2 separate regions of the Homo sapiens genome follow, and region 2 is linked to region 1. Evidence: read pairs that join two places in POLR2A ChIA-PET (ENCODE). Cell type or tissue: Panc1. All regions are shown on one strand.

What was found. Peaks named below come from ENCODE experiments on the same cell type or tissue, not always from the same donor. Only the 100,000 strongest peaks of a DNase experiment are listed, where the experiment ranks them.
Region 2: POLR2A ChIA-PET joins it to region 1 with 12 read pairs; 2 of 35 experiments call an interaction of 5 or more read pairs at or near these places.

Annotation. Positions count from the first base shown.
Region 1 is chr3:129,202,453-129,207,452 of GRCh38, forward strand. No RefSeq gene overlaps it. Among named protein-coding and RNA genes, the nearest start is that of CNBP, 21 kb to the left of the region's middle. In Panc1, no CTCF peak of the experiment used is centred here; no DNase peak of the experiment used is centred here; H3K27ac peaks cover 978 bases.
Region 2 is chr3:128,672,925-128,677,924 of GRCh38, forward strand. It overlaps the pseudogene POU5F1P6. Among named protein-coding and RNA genes, the nearest start is that of RPN1, 25 kb to the left of the region's middle. RefSeq lists an enhancer at 2,412-2,481. In Panc1, no CTCF peak of the experiment used is centred here; no DNase peak of the experiment used is centred here.

The DNA of each region.
Region 1 (5,000 bases):
CTATTCATCACTCTCTCCTAATCCTTGGCAACCTGGACTTCTCCGTATTTTTGCTTTTCCAGACTGTTATGTACAGTATTTGGAATCACACAGTATGTAGCCTTTTCAGATTGGCATCTTTCACTTAGTGATACGCGTTTATGGGTCCTCCATGTCTTTTCATGTCTTGATAGTTCATTTTTTAGTGCTGAATGCTATTCCATTGTCTGAATGTACTACAGTTTATCCATTCACCTGCTGAAGGACATCTTGGTGGCTTCCAAGTTTTGACAATCATGAATAAAGCTGGTATAAGCATCTGTGTGCAGGTTTTTTGTGGACATATTTTCAGTTCATTTGGTTAAATAACCACAAAGCAAATTGCTGGTTCATATGGTAGGAGTATATTTAATTTTTGTAAGAAACTGCCAAATTGTCTTCCAAAGTGTCTGTACCATTTGCCCTTCCCCTGAGCAATGAATGAGAGTTCCTGTTGCTCAACATCCTTGTCAGCATTTGATATTGTCAGTGTTTTAGATTTTGGCCATTCTAATAGATGTGTAATAGTATCTCATTTTTGTTTTAATTTGCAATTCCCTAAGGGCATATGATATATAGTTTGGATATTTGTCGCCACTCAAATCTCATGTTGAAATGTAATCCCTAATGTTGGAGGTGGGGCCTGGTGGAGGGGTTTGGGTCATGGGGCAGATCCCTCATGGCTTGGTGCTGTCCTTGCAATGGTGAGTGAGTTATCATAAGATTGGTTGTTTAAGCGTGTGGCACCTTCCCCCTACACTGTCTTGCTCCTGCCTTCACCATGTGATGATGTGCCTGCTCCTGCTTCACCTTCCATCATGAGTGAAAGCTCCCCGAGGCCTCCCCAGAAGCTGATAAGATAGATGCTGGTGCCATGCTTGTACAGCCTACAGAACTGTGAGAAATTAAACCTCTTTTCTCAATAAAATACCCAGTCTCAGGTATTTCTTTTCTTTCTTTTTTTTTTTTTTTTGAGATGGAGTCTCACTCTGTCGTCCAGGCTGGAGTGTGGTGGCGCAATGTTGGCTCACTGCAACCTTCACCTCCCAGGGTCAAGTGATTCTCCTGCCTCAGCCTCCCAAGTAGCTGGGATTACAAGTGCATGCCACCATGCCCAGCTAATTTTTGTATTATTAATAAAGATGGGGTTTCACCATGTTGGCCAGGCTGGTTTTGAACTTCTGGCCTCAAGTGATCCTCCTATGTTGACCTCCCAAACTGCTGGGATTATAGGTGTGAGCCACCATGCCCAGCCTGGCTACTTTTAAGTTTCCATTTCTCTCCAGCAATAACTAATCTTTTCATTCATTATGTCTGTTGTAACCTTTAACATATTGATAATAGTTGCTTTATATTTAAATTTTTGTTAATTTATTTAGAGATGGGATCTTGCTCTGTTGCCCAGGCTGGAATGCAGTGGTACAGTCATGGCTCACTACAGCCCTAAACTCCAGGAGTCAGGTAATCTTCCTGCCTCAGCCTCCTGAGTAGTTGGGACTACAGGCAGGAGCCACTGTGCCCAGAGTGTCCTCATACCTTAAATGCACAATTTCTGTTGCTTACAGTCCAATAACCATTACTGAGTGCTATAGAAATACCAAAAAAACATACATTTTGAAAACAGTCAGAACAGGGTTTGAATCAGGACTTTATCTTGGAGCAAGTTCTTCAACCTCTGTGAGCTCAGTTTTCTTGTCTCCAAAACATAGATCATCTTCACATGACTTTGTGAGGCTTAAATGAAATGAGATTGCATATGTAAAAGTGCCCAGCTCAAGCCTAGTATTTACTGGCCACTGAATAATTATTAGTTTCATTCCCCCTGTACCTATATTATACAAAAAACAAAAGAGGCATTAAAATAGACATCATATTTCTTCATGTGAAAAGCTGTTTTATACGGTTTTATACACAGTTTGAATAGGTAGGAATAATATACAAATTCTGATCAAAATCATAAAATAAAGCTAGGAAATTTTAATTAGTTGAAACTTTAGAAAAACTAAGTAAATAAACTAAATAACTGAATAAATTTAGAATTAAAAAGTAGATATTACCCGAATTTTGGTATGTAAATGAATGTAAAAAACATATAGCCAAAATCACATTAGCAAAAATTCTGTTTCTGCATCAGCCCTGAACCTGCATTTGCTTATAAGTAACATGGTAATTTAACAGGATTCATTTAATTCTTGGCTCCTACTAAAGAGACACTGTCCCTGCCCACGGGCTACACTCCAATAGAGAAGAATACAGAACCAAATGCAGTAGAACTCTGGCAAATGATTCAATAATTCATTCTTCAGTTAATAGGGTTGCAAAAAAAAAAAGTACACTCAGCAAACATTTATTGAGAACCTACTGTGTGACAGGCATGTTCCAGGCACTGCAGATGACACAGAGGATCATCTGGCTTATGGAGTTGTTGTTGTTGTTGTTGTTTTTGACACAGGGTCTCTCTCTGTTGCCCAGACTGGAGTGCAGTGGCATGATCTCGGCTCACTGCAACCTCTGCCTCCCAAGCTCAAATGATCCTCCCACCTCAGCCTCCCCAGTAGCTGGGACCACAGGTGTGAGTCCCAGCTAATTTCTGTATTTTTTGTAAAGATAGGGTCTCCCTATGTTGCCCAGGCTGGTCTCGAACTCCTGGCTTCAAGCAATCCACCCACCTTGGCCTCCCAAAATGCTGGGATGATAGGTGTGAGCCACTGTGCCCAGCCTTATGGAGTTTACTTTACCAGGGCTGTGTTTAGAGAGAGCTTTGCCAAAACATAAACACACAAACACTGCCAACGGGAGAATGCCACGTAGTGAGGTAAGCAAACAATGGCAACAACAAAGTTCTCCCGCTCTCAGCCAAGAAAAGCCCAACTCTATGCCTTAGCAGAATGACCAAGTAACACTGTCCTGGACCTTCAGGGTCACCAGAGAACAGGCCAAACTAAGACTGCTTCAGCCTACAAATGACAAGAGCCTACCATACAAGCAGAGTATTCTATGACACCAGGACACGCTAAAGCCATGTGGGCCTCTGTGGTCTAGGTTTGCCTCTCCCTGCAGCCACATGGGCTGTGGAGAGTTTTTGGGAGTTTCCTGCCTTCATGCCCTGCACATACTCTGCCTGGACCACTCTTGTGCTTGCCGTTCCTGCCAACTCCCAGGTGAACCACGCATCCTTGGGTCACAGTCTTTGCAGGCAGTGACCCACACACCCTCAGGAGGAGATGCCCTGGCAGAGCCCCGCCCCCACTCCATCAGGTATGCTATGTACTGGGCTGAAAGGTTCTACAGAAACACATGGGGGCTTCCCCACCAGGATGGCTGCTCCTAGGACAGGACTGGGTCACAAGTATTTTCTGTCTCCCTAGTGCTGGCCTAGAGTAGGTGCTTACAGCCATTTGTTAAATTGAAAGGGACAAGTGTACAAAGGCAGGCTGAGCCTGTCATCAGCCTGGCCACATTGTGTACGTGGCAGAATGATGGCCCTGGATACTGACCCCCTGCGCCCACTGCATCTGACACCGAGTCTGACTTAGAACTTTAATCTGGAAGGATTTTTTTTTTTTAATTTCTAAGTCTCCACCTCACCACTTTTTTTTTTTTTTTTTGAGACCAAGTCTCACTTTGTTGCCCAGGCTGGAGTGCAGTGGCATGATCTCAGCTCACTGCAACCTCCACCTCCTGGGTTCAAGCAATTCTCCTGCCTCAGCCTCCTGAGTAGCTGGGACTACAGGCATGTACCACCATGCCCAACTAATTTTTGTGTTTTTGTAAAGAAGGGGTTTCACCATGTTGGCCAGGCTTGTCTTAAACTCCTAACCTCAAGTGATCCCCCAGCCTGAGCCTCCCTAAGTGCTAGGATTACAGACGTGAGCCACTGTGCCCTGCCCACCTCACTACATTTTAAGTTGATTTTTTTAAAAGGGTCAGTGTTCATTAAAGGAAGACTAAACAGATTTCTGGTTGTTTTTGTTGTTGCTGTTTTAGAGACAGGGTCTCCCTCTGTTGCCCAGGCTGGAGTGCAGTGGCACAATCCTAGCTCACTGAAACCTTGAACTCTTGGGTTCAAGCGATTCTCCCATCTCAGCTTCCCAAGTGGCTAGGACTACAGGTATATACCACCATGCTTGGCTAGCAGATTTCTGTTTTACAAGCCAAGGCCTTCTGCAGCTTTGGAGTGGATTCTCTATCTGAATGTTTTATTGTGGTAAAATATACATAATGGCCGGGCGCGGTGGCTCACGCTTGTAATCCCAGCACTTTAGGAGGCTGAGGTGGGCGGATCACGAGGTCAGGAGATCGAGACCAAGGTGAAACCCCGTCTCTACTGAAAATACAAAAAAATTAGCCGGGCGTGGTGGCAGGCACCTGTAGTCCCAGCTACTCGGAGAGGCTGAGGCAGGAGAATGGCGTGAACCCGCGAGGCGGAGCTTGCAGTGAGCAGAGATGGCGCCAATGCACTCCAGCCTGGGCGACAGAGTGAGACTCCATCTCAAAAAAAAAAAAAAAAAATATATATATATATATATATATATATATACACACACACATACATATACATATATATACGTATATATATATATGTGTGTGTGTGTGTGTATATATATATACACATAACATAAAATTTACCACTTTAAGTGAAGAGTCCGGTGGCACTAAGTACATTCACATTGTTGGGCAACCGTCACCACCATCCATCTCAGAACTTTTTTGTCTTCCTCAACTGAAACTCTGTCCCCATGAAACACTAACTCCCCATTTTCCCTTCCCCCACCCCCTAGCAACTGTCATTCTGCCTTCTGTCTTTATGAATTTGACTACTCTAGGGCCCTCATGTAAGTAGAACCATACAGTATTTTCCTTTTGTGACTGGCTTATTCACTTAGCATGATGTCCTCAAGGTTCACCCATGTTGTAGCTCATGCTCAGAATTTATTTCCTTTTTAAGTCTCTAGTTGAATTCTTATCCCTTCATTTCGCTT
Region 2 (5,000 bases), 530 kb before region 1:
TAATTTGCATTCCCCTGATGATAGATGATAGGAAGGATCTTTCTTCTGCTTGATTTGCTGTCTGTAGACCTTCTTTGCTAAGGTGTCTATTAAGGTCTTTAGCCCACTTTTTTTTTTTTTTTTTTTTTGAGACAAGGTCTCGCTCTGTCACCCAGGCTGGAGTGCAGGGGCACTCATTGCAACCTCCAGCTTCCAGGCTCACAAGATCCTCCCACCTCAGCCTCCCCAGTAGCTGGGACTACAGGTGCATGCCACCACACCCAGCTACATATATATCTATATATATATATATATAGTTGTTTTTGTTGTTTGTTTGTTTGTTTTTGAGACAGAGTCTTGCTCTGTCGCCAAGGCTGGATGCAGTGGTGTGATCTAAGCTCACTGCAACCTCCGCCTCCCAGGTTCAAGCGATTCTCCTGCCTCAGCCTCCTGAGTAGCTGGGATTACAGACACATGCCACCACGTCCAGCTAATTTTTGTATTTTTAGTAGAGAGGAGGTTTCACCACGTTTGCCAAGCTAGTCTCGAACTCCTGACCTCAAGTGATCCGCCCACCTCGGCTTCCCAAAGTGCTGGGATTACAGGCGTGAGCCACTGTGCCCAGCTAATTTTTGTATTTTTTGTAGAGATGGGGTTTCACCATGTTGCCCAGGTTGGTCTCAAACTCCTAGGCTCAAGTGATCCTCCTGCCTCAGCCTCCCAAAATGCTGGGATTATAGGCATAAGCCACTGTGCCCAGCTAGCTAACTTTTGTTTTGAGACAGAATCTCACTATGTTGCCCAGGCTGGAGTGCAGTGGTGATTCATAGGCACTATCCCACTACTGATCAGCACAGGAGTTTTGACCTGCTCCATTTCTGACGTGGGCCTATTCACCCCACCTAAGGCAGCATAGTGGTCTCTGGCTTCTAACAGGGCATCACATTTTTTTTTTTTTTTTTTTTTTTTTTGAGACAGAGTCTAGCTCTTGTTGCCCAGGCTGGAGTGCAATGGCGTGATCTCGGCTCACCGCAACCTCCGCCTCCCAGGTTCAAGCAATTCTCCTGCCTCAGCCTCCTTAGTAGCTGGGCCTACAGGCTTGCACCATTATACTCGGCCAATATTTTGTATTTTTTGTAGAGATAGGGTTTCACCATGTTGGCCAGGCTGGTCTTGAACTCCTGGCCTCAGGTGATCTTCCCACCTTGGCCTCCCAAAGTGCTGGGATTACAGGCATGAGCCACCGCGCTGGAGTGCAGTGGCACAATCTTGGCTCACTCAACCTCTGCTTCCTGGGTTCAAGTGATTCTCCTGTCGCAGCCTCCTGAGTAGCTGGGACTACAGGCACGTGGCACCACGCCCAGCTAATTTTTGTATTTTTAGTAGAGATGGGATTTCACCATATTGGCCAGAATGATCTCAATCTTTTGACCTCGTGATCTGCCCATTTCGGCCTCCCACAGTGCTGGGATTACAGGCGTGAGCCACCACGCCCGGCCTTATTTTATTTATTTTTTACTGTGTCCCAGGTTTCTTTAAGAACAAAGTGATACATGATGTAGGGATTAAAAGCAAAAGCATCATTGAACTTCACCTTCCCTCCAACCAGTTGTCCCAAAATCCCCTGCCCCCACCCTTTGTGTGCCCAATTCCTTCCTTAGTGAATGAGGAACTTAAGCCCAAAAGCCCTGGCACAAACTCCAGGTTCTCCTCCCCTAGCTTCTTCCCTTCCTCTGTCCCCCATTCCTAGAAGGGCAGGCACCTCAGTTTCAATTCATGGCAGGGCCAAGTGGCAACAGAGACGGGGTAAAGGCTTCCCCTCGCAGCATAGTGAAGTGGGGGCTCCCATAGCCTGGGGTATCAAAATGGGGCCCTGGGGCCGGAGGAAAGAACACTGGCCCCCTGATAAGGGAGACCCAGCAGCCTGAAAATCCTCTCGTAGTGCATAGTCATTGCTTCATCACTTACCCTTCTGGCGCCAGTTACAGAACCACACTGGGGCCACATCCTCTCCAGCCCAACCTGGAGATCTGCTGCAGTGTGGGTTTGTGGGCGCACTGGCTGATGTGGCTGATCTGCTGGGCAATGTGGCTAATCTGCTGTAGTGTGGGTTTCAGGCACTGCAGGAACAAGTTCTCCAGCTTGCCTCTCACTCGGTTCTTCTTCTTTTTTTTTTTTTTTTTTTTTTTGAGATGGAGTCTCGCTCTGTCGCCCAGGCTGGAGTGCAGTGGCGCGATCTCTGCTCACTGCAAGCTCCGCCTTCCGGGTTCAGGCAATTCTCCCGCCTCAGCCTCCTGAGTAGCTGGGACTACAGGTGCCCGTGACCACACCCGGCTAATTTTTTTTTGTATTTTTAGTAGAGACAGGGTTTCACTTTGTCAGCCAGGATGGTCTCGATCTCCTGACTTCGTGATCCTCCCGCCTCGGCCTCCCAAAGTGCTGGGATTACAGGTGTGAGCCACCGCGACTGGCCCGGGTTCTTGTTCTTTCGGCCTGCCTGAGGGTCTCTGCTTTGCATATCTCCTGAAGCTCTTCATTGTTGGCTGCTTCCTCCACCCACTTCTGCAGCAAGGGAGGCAGCTTACACATGTTCTTGAAACTGAGCTGCAGAGCCTCAAAGCAGCTGATGGTCATTTGGCTGAACACCTTCCCAAATAGAACCCCCCAGAGGCTGGGCATGGTGACTCACTTCTGTAATCCTAGCACTTTGGGAGGCCAAGGTGGGAAGTCAGAAGTTCAAGACCAGCCTGGCCTGTAACATGGAGAAACCCCGTCTCTACTAAAAATACAAAAATTAGCTGGGCATAGTGGCACATGCATGTAATCCCAGCTACTTGGGAGGCTGAGGCACGAGAATCGCTTGAACCCAGGAGGCAGAGTGAAACGCCTAACCTTGTTTTTACTCTAACTCGTTACTTTGAATTTTATCCTGCTTGTCTCTTTAATCACCTAGCCTTGCTTCTCATGTAAATAAGACTCTCTCTAGCTGGGAAAGCCAGACAAACTCCAATTGACCCCTTAATTTACAAGATACTAAGGGCTCCTTACCCAACCCCCTTCCGCAAGGAGTTAACCTGTGTAAGCAGATCCTCAGCATTTCAAAGTAGCCCAATTAACTGATAAGGTACTAGCACCAACAATGTATGAAGTTCCCAGGATTTTTCTCAAAGAGATAACAACATAAAGCCTTGAGTTCCTGTCCGGCATACCCCCTATATCTAATTATAATAAAGGTTTAAAGCCTTGCACCTGGTACCGTTGCTCTTCTTGTAACCATTTGTCTTTTAAATTGTTTATCTCTTTGTAACCATTTTTTTTTTATTCTTGCATGTTTTTACTTCTGTAGAATTATTGCATTTGAGTTCCCCTCCCCTTCCTAAACCTAGGTATAAAAGTTAATCAACCCCCTTCCTCGGGGCCAAGAGAATTTTGAGCGTTAGCCGTCTCTTTGGCCGCCGGCTTAATAAAGGACTCTTAAATCGTCTCAAAGTGTGGCGTTCTCTCTAACACCCCTGGGCACAACAAGAGGTTGTGGTGAGCGAAGGTCACGCCACTGCACTCCAGCCTGGGCAACAGAGTGAGACCCTGTCTCAAAAATAAATAAACAAATAAATAAACATTTAAAAAAAGAGCCCCCAGGGTGAGCCCCACACGGGCCTGGATATATCCCAGGGTGATCCTCTTCTGCTTCAGGAGCTTGGCAAATTACAGAGCTTTGATGTCCTGGGACTCGTTGAGGTTTTGCTCCAGCTTCTCCTTCTCTAGCTTCATGGCACCAGCTGGGGCAGTGCAAGGCTCCAGGGAGGCCCCTCACAGTTGCTCTCCACCCAGGCTCCTGCCTCGCCCTCAGGCTGAGAGGTCTTCAAGCCACCTTGGGGCACTAGCCCCACTGCAACCGGAGACCCAGAGTATACCATCTGCCCACGGAACTCATGCAGTGGGGGGCACGGGAGAAACCCCCACATCTCAGAGCCTGGCCCAACACCCGGCCCAATTCCTGCCTTGGAAGCTTAGCCAAGTCCAGCTCCCGCCCCGCTGACCCATTACCTCCACCACCTGGAAGGGGCAAGAAGGTGAAATCCAAAGCCAGGTGTCCCACCATGGGGAAGGAAGGCTCCCCAAGCCAGGGATCTGGTGAAATGAGGCAAAAAGTTTTTAAATTTTAAAAAAAGTTGTTTTAGAAATGAGGTCTTGCTATGTTGCCCAGGCTGGAGTGCAGTGGCTATTCACAGGCATGATCATGGCTCATTACAGCCTGGAACTCCTGGGCTCAAGCGATCCTCCTGCCTCAGCCTTCTGAGTAGCTGGGACTACAGGCATGTGCCACTGTGACCTTCTTAAGGCTTTTGAAATTTTAAAAAGAAAAAGAGTCTGCATTCCTGACAACACACCAATGCCCCATACAAGACTCAGATGTGCCTGCCCTTATTGCTACTTATTGCTTGAGACAGATTAACCCTTGTCTGTTTAAGCCACTATAGAAGGCTACATTGTTATTTGCAATGTAATTTGCATTGTTATTTGCACTATAGAAGGCTACATTGTTATTTGCAGCCACAGTCATAATTATAATTATATGTGATAAATCTTGGAGCTTATTCTACAACAGTACTACTTTATTTTGTAGGAGGGGCTGCATAGAATTCCTGTTAAACAAATGTGTCTTTTTTTTTTTTTTGAGATGTGGTGTCACTCTGTCACCCAGGTTGGAGTGCAGTAGTGCGATCTCCACTCACTGCAACCTCTGCCTCTGCAGCTCAAGTGATCCTCCTGCCTCAGCCTCCTGAGTAGCTGGGACTACAGGTGCCTGCCACCACGCCCAGCTCATTTTTGTATTTTTTGTAGAGACAGCGTTTCACCATGTTGCTCAGGCTTGATGTGTCATTTTTCAAAAATCAAGCCAGTCCCCTATTTATGAACAATTAGTTTGCTTCCATGCTTTTGCCATTCAAACAGCCCTCAACTGTACCTCTTTCTACGTTTGTCTGTGCACATGGGGGAATACATATGTAAGATAGTTT